Regions from separate parts of the Homo sapiens genome. Here region 1 is linked to region 2. A link is an interaction called in ENCODE POLR2A ChIA-PET data of the cell type or tissue named here. Cell type or tissue: Caco-2. All regions are shown on one strand.

Region 1 (5,000 bases), 190 kb after region 2:
GGGGAAAGAATGCAGAGGCAGGACTTGCGTCAGGAATAAAGGCTGTCGTGCCCCTTTGTTCAGGTGTGCTCTCATGGCAACTGGCCAAGGAGGCACCCCTCTACGCAGAAGTAAAATTGCTTTGCTAAGAATCCTTTGTTCAAGTGTTCAGTTTCCTTAGGATTTTGAGTGTTATTCCTAACAGTTCTTTGTCGGGTCCAGATCCTACCTCATGGGCCTAAGTCCGTGACTGTTTTTGGTGGGCATTGAAATGTCAGCCAAGTCTAACTTCCTGAGCCACTGCTGTGAGAAATCTCTATTTTTGGAACCTAGAGGTCTTTTTTTCTTTCTTTTTTAACCACACCTATTTATAAAACCTTTGGACTTCATCATTTTTTTAATGTGATTTAGTATCTGCAACAACCTTAGTCTACAAGGTTGCTGGAAACGGTTAGACGTGTGATCGACTTTGTTCCTGCAAGATTATAATATCTCCTGATTAATTTCTTAAGTTTCAGTTATAGTCTGTTATTATGAAACATATGTGTATATATATTTTTAAAACTTGCAACCCTTGCTGTTTATTGACTGAACCAGGCATTGTATTAAGTTCTTCTCGTAAGTAATATCGTATAGGCTTACATATCTATGGGGCTATGTTATTTCTTTTTAACACATTAAAAATTAAAATGCTAGAGGTTTTAAACAAAGGTTACAGAAATATTAAATGGCAGAGCTAAATTCAAATCCAGGACTGTCAGACTCTAAATTAATGCCTGTTTATTATTTTACCAGTCTGGCTAAGTGAGAAAATAATGTGGTAAGACATGTCTAGTACTACTCTTTGTTTATCAGAGTATAATGGTGCCTAAAATACCTAAATTTCCTTTTTTTTAAAAAAAGAAATAATTTTTTATTTTTAGGTTTTTCCAAGTTACACTTTCCAGTAGTGTAAAGGTAGAAAGAGCAATTTGGGATTGTAGCTGTGATTAGAATAAAGAAAAGAGATCATAATTCATCTAAAAAGGACACTGTGGCTACTACAGGTGACAGATTTTTTTCTTTTAAATTAGGAGGAATTTCTAATGCAGCTGTGTAAAAATAGAATTAGTAGCTTTGAATAGGTAGCTAGTTTTTCAAACACTCATAAGGTATACTGCATAGATAAGAGGAATAGGTCATTAGAATAAACTGTCTGCTTGAGGACCATAAACCCAGTTGGACCTGGGCTACCTGTTTTTGTAAATGAAATTTTATTGGCACACAGCCACTTGGTTACATATTATGTATGGCTGCTTTTGTGCTGCAACTGCAGAGTTGAGTGTTTAGTCTGTAGTGCCTAAAATATTTATTATCTGGCTCATTCTGGGAAGAGTTTACCAACTCCTCCTATATAAAGTAAGCCCCCAGGAATATGTTTTTACTTGACTGATCCCACAAAAAAGGAGGGAAACTTTAAGCTGAAGTTTAGTAACTCATTTGTTCTTTCCAAGGTTAGCACAGAAGCTACACAGTGGTCTCCTTTGCTAATTAGTAGATTCAGGCCATATCATGAGCTTCATTTAGTTATGAAAAGCTAAGCTAAAGACTGTTTCCTGGCATTCTTAGTTCCATCAGCCTAATTGAAAACCCCAACCAAGTTATTCTCTCTTAGTTTTGATTTTATTTATCTAAATGTAAAGCACATTTAGCATCAAATGAAGTTCATTGTGACCTCAGACAATGGGAGGCACCCACATGTGGGAGTGCTGGAAATAAACCTAGTGTCTAGCTGATGGGAAGCATTGTGCGAAGAAAAAGGAACTTGTCTGTCCAGTGAGATCTTTGCTGACTTTTTGTACTTTGACCCCATGTTTTTAAAAAATGAAGGACTTTAATTTTTTTTTAAGTTCATTTCCAAACTGGTACCTTTTTCTCACCAAACCTTTTTTACTGTTTCTATAAATATATGTGCTCCAATGTTTCTATTTTGTTTGTTTTTTCTTTCGGCCAGCTGTTTAGGTTAAAGTGGGTCATGTAGCACACACTCTTTTAAGGTCAATCCCAAATCTTGAGGTACCTTCTGTACATTACTGTTTTAGTACTTGTAACAGTGCCATGTTTGCATGAATGAAAATACATAATGCTCATTTTCATTTTTCTATGACGTTCCAAAATACTCTTTTGATACCTTTCATGTCAGCTTAGATCATTTATAAGACATTGATGTGTTAGGACTCCCTGACCTCCTTTGGTGAAGAAGTAATAAGCAAATCTTATAGGCTGGCTACATATAAACCTATCTGGCCGTGGGTAGATTTGCCAGTCCTCTGCACACCCCCACTCTACCCCAACAAATACATGTGAAATCAATTTTTTGACAGTTGCCTCCATTAAGACTTCATATCTGAATTACACTAATGGAGTTTACATTTTACATCCCCCCCCCCTTTTTTTTTTTTTTTTTTTGAAACAGGGTCTCACTGTATCACCCCAGCTGGAGTGCAGTAGCACAATCATGGTTCACCGCAACCTCAACTCCTTGGGCTCAGGTGATCTTCCATCTCAGCCTCCTGAGTAGCTGCCACAGGCACCTGTCATCACACCTGGCTAATTTTTTTACTTTTTGTAGAGACAAAGTTTCACCATGTTGCCCAGGCTGGTCTTAAACTCCTTGACTCAAGCAGTCCGCCCACCTTGGCCTCCCAAAGTGCTAGGATTACAGGCGTGAGCCACCGCACCTGGCCTACTTCCCTTTTAAGAGACCTATACAAAAGTTATTTAATGATAGTGGTGTCAGCATCTCAGAGGGTTGGAGGAAGAAGGTGGAAATAATGCAAGCATTAGGTAAAAGATTTAAACTTTTCTCCTTTGGAAGCCATGGCTAAGGTACTACTCAGACTTTGGTCATTGTGTCAGAGTCAGAATCAGAGATAAGAAAGATAAATACCACATAATATCACTCATAAGTAGAAGCTAAATAATATATACACATAGAAGCAGGGTGTGGGTTGATGGGTAGTGGGGACTTAGAGGGATGGCATGGGTGGTTGATGGCAGGTTGCTTGGTGAGTACAATGTGTGTTGCTACAGTGATGGATGCACTGAAGGCCCTGACTTCACCACAGTGCAATATATCAATGTAGCAAAATTGTACTTCTACCCCATGAATATATACAAGTTGTAAAACAAATTTTTAAAGCCAGATAACTTGCTATATACCTGTTTAGAGTAAGGATATGGAGCTGCCATCCCCGTGTTGTAGAATTTATTTCATTTTTAAATGTTTGATTTAGTGTGAAAGGTAACAGATTGCTACTTCAGTCAGAGAGTCTGAGAAAGGAGGGTAAACATTACTGAAATTGTAGTCTTGGCCTTTGTAAGAAGTGTAGAAGTTGAGTGCAGAGGGTACCTAGGTGAGATGATTAGGGCTCCAAGAGTTTGTCCCCAGCTTGACTTCTGTCAAACTCTCTGAGAAGGATGTTTTTTCCTTCTCATTGTGAACATTCTACCCTCAAGGCACTGAAAGCTTTCATCGTTGCCTGCTTTTGAAAAGGAAGTTATTGGACTTCTGCCTACCTTGGCTGCAACTGGAGTGAGAGGAGATGCAGGAAAGTGAGAAAGTGCACTTTAACCTGGCAGTGTTTGCTTTACATGTGTTATGTCATGATAAGAATAAGGGGTCTCATTAAAAACATTAATGCTGCATTAGGAGAATGCTTCATTCTCTTATTTTGTATTTTGACAGTTCTGCCCCCAACCTCATTTTGCTAGAACTAGAAAAGTGCTTTTATTATTATTTTTTTCTGAGATGGAGTTTTGCTCTTATTGCCCAGGCTGGAGTGCAATGGTGCAATCTCAGCTCGCTGTAACCTCCGCCTCCTGGGTTCAAGCAATTCTCCTGCCTCAGCCTCCTGAGTAGCTGGGATTACAGGTGCCTGCCACCATGCCTGGCTAATTTTTTGTATTTTTAGTAGACACAGGGTTTCAGCTTGTTGGCCAGGCTGGTCTCGAACCCCTGATCTCAGGTGATCCACCTGCCTCGGCCACCCAAAGTGCTGGGATTACAGGCATGAGCCACCGTGCCCGGATGAAAAGTGCTTTTAAAAAAGCATACCCCGTCTCTACTAAAAATACAAAAAAAAAAATTAGCCAGACATGGTGGCAGGCGCCTGTAGTCCCAGCTACTCGGGAGGCTGAGGCAGGATAATGACGTGAACCCGGGAGGTGGAGCTTGCAGTGAGCCGAGATTGCGCCACTGCACTCCAGCCTGGGCGACAGAGCGAGACTCTGTCTCAAAAAATAAATAAATAAATAAAATAAAAATAAATAAAAAAGCATAAAATAATTCAATTTTTTTGAAGGACTTTTAGAAACTGTTTAATTTTAGAAACTATCTGATTGTGATACATGCTAACACACTCATATACTCCCTCCTCCCCACAACACACACACAGCCTCTCTTTGTCGCTCATAAAGTCCTTCGGAAGCTTTCTCAGTGCTTTTAGGAGTATGACAGAAGTCCTTACATGGCCAACAGGAACCTGCATGGTCTTTTCACCACTTACTGTGTCTTCCTCATCTTTCTGTTGTGCTCCCCCTTGTGCTCTCCTCCAGCCCTGCTGTCATTCCTCCACATGGAAGTCTTTTTTTTTTTTTTTTTTTTTTTGAGACAGAGTCTCGCTCTGTCGCCAGGCTGGAGTGCAGTGGCGCAATCTCGGCTTACTGCAACCTCCGCCTCCTGGGTTCAAGCGATTCTCCTGCCTCAGCCCCCCAAGTAGCTGGGACTATAGGAGCACACCACCACGTCCAGCTAATTTTTGTATTTTTAGTAGAGACAGGGTTTCACCATGTTGGCCAGATCTGCTGACCTGGTCGTGATCTCCTGACCTTGTGATCCACCCACGTTGGTCTCCCAAAGTGCTGGGATTACAGGTGTGAGCCACCGCACCCGGCCAGGAAGTCTTTTTTGACTCCTGCCATGTTCTCCTGGCACTTCTTCCTTATACAGAGATCACACATGCACATTGTACATTTGCTCA
Region 2 (5,000 bases):
CACCCACTCCATATCCAGCACCAGAAGACAGCAGAATGACCTTAGTTTATAATGGCAAAAGAAATGCCCAGTTGAGCCCAGCCCAAATTGATGCCGACACAGAATGGCAAGTTAAATAGTTGTAGTTTACAGCACTACATTTGGGGCTAGTTTGATGTTATTTCTATTTTGTTAAAATAGGTGTGCACAATCCCAGCACTTTGGGAAGCCAAGGCAGGCAGATCACCTGATGTCAGGAGTTCAAGACCAGCCTGGCCAACATGGTGAAACCCTGTCTCTACTAAAATACAAAAATTAGCCAGGCATGGTGGTGGGCACCTGTAACCCAGCTACTCAGGAGGCTGAGGCAGCAGAATCGCTTGAACCCAGGAGGTGGAGGTTGCGGTGAGCCAAGATCGCGCCACTGCACTCCAGTCTGGGTGACAGAGCCAGACTCCGTCTCAAAAAAAAAAAAAAAAAAAATGGTATGCACATATAGAAGGAAAGTAGCATTGCTGTTTATACAAAAGAGAACTCACAGCCTTCTCTTTACCTGTGATGAAATTCAGGCAAAGAGACCTCTTGGCTAGGCAAGACTTACCATGGTCCCAACTACCAGCACAGGAAAAAATATATTGCAGAGAAAAGTTGTTTAAACAGTAAGGAAAATAAAGCCAGGCACAGTGGCTCATTCCTGTAATTCCAGCACTTTGGGAGCCTGAAGTGGGAGGATTGCTTGAGCCCAGGAGTTGGGGACCAGCCTGGAGAACACAGGGAGATCCCATCTCTACAAAAACCTTTAAAAATTAGCCAGGCTGGGGCGCCGTGGCTCTCGCTTGTAATCCCAGTACTTTGGGAGGCCGAGGAGAGCGGATCACTTGAGGTCAGGAGTTCAAGACCAGTCTGACCAACATGGTGAAAACCCATCTCTACTAAAAATATGCAAATTAGCCGAGCCAGGCCGGGCGCAGTGGCTCACGCCTGTAATCCCAGCACTTTGGGAGGCCAAGGCGGGCAGATCGCCTGAGGTCGGGAGTTGGAGATCAGCCTGACCAACATGGAGAAACCCCATCTCTACTAAAAATACAAAAAATTAGCTGGGCATGGTGGCGGATGCCTGTAATCCCAGCTACTAGAGAGGCTGAGGCAGGAGAATTGCTTGAACCCCAGAAGCAGACATTGCAGTGAGCTGAGATCGTGCCATTGCACTCCAGCCTGGGCAACAAGAGTGAAACTTCATCTCAGAAAAAAGAAAGAAAGAAATAATTAGCTGAGCCGGGGGTGGTGGCAGGAGCCTGTAATCCCAGCTACTCAGGAGGCAGAGACTGGGAGGCGGGGGTTACAGTGAGCCAAGATAGTGCCATTGCTCTCCAGCCTGGGTGACAGAGCAAGACTGCATCTCGAAAAAAAAAAAATTAGCTGGGTTGAGTGATACGTGCCTGTAGTCCCAGCTATGCAGGAGGCTGAAGTAGGAGGATCGCTTGAGGCAGGAAGGTAGAGGTTGCAGTGAGCTAAGATGGTGCCACTGCACTCCAGCCTGTGTGAGAGAGTGAGGCCCTGTCTCAAACACCAAAACAAAACAAAAAACACAAAATTATATGAACAAAATCACCCAACACAAATTTCTTCCCAAAGATGAAACTCTTTCTTCTGAGAGGCCCTAAACATGGCTGTTCAGCCACTATGAACTAATAAAGTTACACAGTGCTTGAGACCTGCTCTGGGTTATTTTCTGTGTTTCCAAGTCGAGTTAGGCTGGCTGATGCAACCCAATCCTGCCATCTCTTCACTAGCCATGAGTATCAGGTTGGCATGTGGAGTATACCTTCCTCAAAGGAATCAGTACCCGGTTGACCAGATCCCCACAGTGTTTCTCACTGTCTCCCATGAGTCACCAGGGCACACTCTGCATTTACAGCCCCGCCCATAACCAAGAAAGCTCTTCAGTTTCCTAGCTCCCTTCCCTGGCTTCTGCAGTAAGGTGTGACATTGACAATTATAATCTGGTACTTAGCCCTGTGGCTTCTGCTCTGTGCCAACCCTGGCTTTAGACAACCCTATGAAATCCTACAAAGGGTGGCATATCTGGCTGAAACCTCCCAGTGGGGGAAGGAAGGAGGGTTTAAGACAGCACTTTACTCAGTCTCCATGTAAATGAGCCCTTCCTGCAGGGGCCAGGGCCTCCTCAGTTTTCTGGGTCGGCATTGGACTTTGGACATTGGAACTGTCAGCAAGCCCTCTCACAGGAAAGGTGTTTGCCTTCCCAGTGGCAAACAGTCTATTATTCTAAACTTGGACGTGCTAGGACTGACTCATCCCTCCCTTGCGGCATCGATACTCGGTATCAGGCCACAGCCTAGCTGCAAAATCTCAGCTGGCTGGTAGTTTTCCCTCCTTCTCCGCCCACCCTGCTTCAACACGGTCCTTGATGCCAATCTCAAATTTCCCTGGTGGCTCAGCGCCCCAATTCAGCACTGAAGTTTTTACTTTTTTGCTTTCCCACACAAGCAAATATTTGTTAGTAATTTCCCAGCTCTTCATACTCTTGTGATTTCTTTAACCCACCTTTTGTAACCCGCTTTCCCTCTGCTCCAGGGTCTTGGTCATTACCTCTTCTAACTCAATTACATGACTTTCTTTTTTCCCACTTCCTCTTTCCTTCCATTGTTATGCAGGCGGAGGGGAGGGTGCTAAATGCACAAAAAGGAGAATTGGATTAGGTAGCAGGATATCTCACTGCTCTCTTCCTGGTTCTGCCCTGACCCTGAGTTCTCACTTTAATAAGCCGCACACCCACTCCACATGCTGTCTTCCCACTTGCAATGAGCCAGCAGTGTGGGAGAAATCAGTAAGAGTGCCTTGGCAGTGGCTCTGACGGAGGGTGGGGTGGATTCTGGGAGAATTCAAAGGTGGTGGCACCTTGTTACCATTTACTCAGGTGAGCTGGAGATTCTGATATTACAAAACAACAAACTCGACAGAAAGGAAGAAAACAGTAATGTTGGGAAGAAAAACAGTTTGGTTCAGGGATGTCAATGCTGGGAAAATTTGTATAAAATATCTGTCTGGAACTAGTCTTTCAAATAATGACAATCATTCTTTTGAGGGGACAGACACCCCTTGGAAAATCTGATGAAGGATATAGACTCCAGAAAATCACCGGGAAAATGTATATAAATGAAGTCAGGCACAGTGGGGTGCCTCTGTAGTCCCAGCTGCTGGGGAGGCTGAGGCGGGAGCCTCCTTGAGTCCTAGAGGCACACGAACGCCTTTAGGAAGCGGGTATAAGGAGCAGAGAACTGTAAGCAGGGCTTCCCTTCTTTGTAAATCTCATCTAGAGTTCAGGGCAGTTCAGAGAAAGCATTCATTTGTTCATTCATTCAACAAGTAACTCTTTGAGAAACTTCCAAGTGTCAAGCCCCATGCTGGGCCACATTGTGAGGCAGAAGGAGGTGAATCAGACACAGTGCCTGCTCCCGGGACACTCACGGTCTGGTGGGGGATACCAAGATAGAACAGGCAATGAGTGTACAGTGATGGCAGAGGTAGCAGAGAGAACTGTGGGAGCCTGGGGGTGGGGGCAGGGGCAGAACTACTTCCTACAGTTCCCTCTTCCCACAGCAATCTGGTCCTATACCTCTCTGACTACAAAGCAAAACAGTTAAAAAAAAAAAAAAAATCCAAGTATTCCCTGAGGTGCTACTCTGAGCTGTCCATGTCAGAGCTCTCACCCACACTGTGGCCCCATCCAGCTTTCACCTCTCAACTGGGATGGAGCCTGTGAACCCTCTCTCTCCTCACAGGCTCCCCAGGGTGCTGCCAAAGGCCTCACAGCCAACATACCCCCTATACCATCAAGGGCAGCTCCTCCTCCCCAGACCAGCTTTTGAATAAATTACCAACCCCCTTTGCACTTCCTTCTTTCTGTGCTTAAACCTTATTCATTTTATTTATTTATTATTATTATTTTAGACACACAGTCTCACTCTGCTCCCAGGCCGGAGTGCAGTGGCGTGATCATAGCTTATCGCAGCCTTGAACTCCTGGGCTCAAGCGATCCTCCCACCTCAGACTCTGGAGTAACTGGGATTACAGGTGTGAGCCACCATGTACAGCTCCTATTCCTTTTAATAGTTGAGCTGCAGGGAAATAAGGAGTAATGAAAATAGCTAGCTTTAAGGAAGTTAGAGATTTGCAAGAAACCTGAAGTGTCCTGGTAAGAGCTGGTCCTTTTATTCACAGCATCCAAAGGCTGGGGCTGGGCTGGGCTTCCTTACACTTCTTCCCTGACTTCTCCCTTCTTAGGGGTTTTAGGGGAAAGCATCCAGCTCCAAGTTTGGGCATCAGCAATCCTGCCTGTTGGCTGCTACCAATGTTGGATGCTAGGCTGCATCTGCTTATCCTAGCTGCTTCCCTAGCACTGGCTTCTGCCAATGGCCCCTAAGTATCCCTTTCATGGCTCCAGCTGTTCCTCTTACCTTCCTGGGTTCAGCTCTATCACTCTGGGAGGGAGAAAAGTTCCCTTCCTCTTTGTTCTTTGAAGAGTGCTACCCAGGGCTTCAGGTCCTCTTGTCCTGGTTGACATTCACCAATCCCAAAAGTTTCTCTGGCCAGGAGTGTTGGCTCATACCTGTAATCCCAACATTTGGGAAGCCCAAGGCAGGAGGATGGCTTGAGCCCAGGAATTCAAGACCAGCCTCAGCAAAATAGAGAGACCTTGTCTTATTTTATTCACAGGGTTTTAAAAAACTTTTTTTTTTTTTAATTTAAAAGCTAGCCAGGCATGGTGGTGCACACCTGTGGTCCAGCTACTCGGGAGTCTGAGATGAGAGGATCGCTTGAGCCCAGGAGGCTGAGGCTGCAGTAAGCCATGATTGCACCACTGCACTCCAGCACATCAGCCTGGGTGACAGAGTGACCGAGCCAGAACCTGTCTCAAAAAGAAAGTATCTCTGACATGGATACTTGGTAATCCTACTGTAACATGCAATTGCTTTTTAGAATATTTAATTCTATTTTAG

Evidence for each region. ChIA-PET counts read pairs that join two places held together with the same protein. Peaks named below come from ENCODE experiments on the same cell type or tissue, not always from the same donor. Only the 100,000 strongest peaks of a DNase experiment are listed, where the experiment ranks them.
Region 1: POLR2A ChIA-PET joins it to region 2 with 6 read pairs; 2 of 35 experiments call an interaction of 5 or more read pairs at or near these places.

The regions. Positions count from the first base shown.
Region 1 is chr3:138,666,835-138,671,834 of GRCh38, reverse strand. The region is part of intron 19 of PIK3CB (phosphatidylinositol-4,5-bisphosphate 3-kinase catalytic subunit beta); the gene reads left to right. Among named protein-coding and RNA genes, the nearest start is that of FAIM, 61 kb to the right of the region's middle. In Caco-2, no CTCF peak of the experiment used is centred here; no DNase peak of the experiment used is centred here.
Region 2 is chr3:138,860,417-138,865,416 of GRCh38, reverse strand. No RefSeq gene overlaps it. Among named protein-coding and RNA genes, the nearest start is that of PIK3CB, 28 kb to the right of the region's middle. RefSeq lists enhancers at 1,736-2,030, 2,107-2,648. In Caco-2, no CTCF peak of the experiment used is centred here; DNase peaks (open chromatin) are centred at 1,886 and 2,216; H3K4me3 peaks cover 486 bases.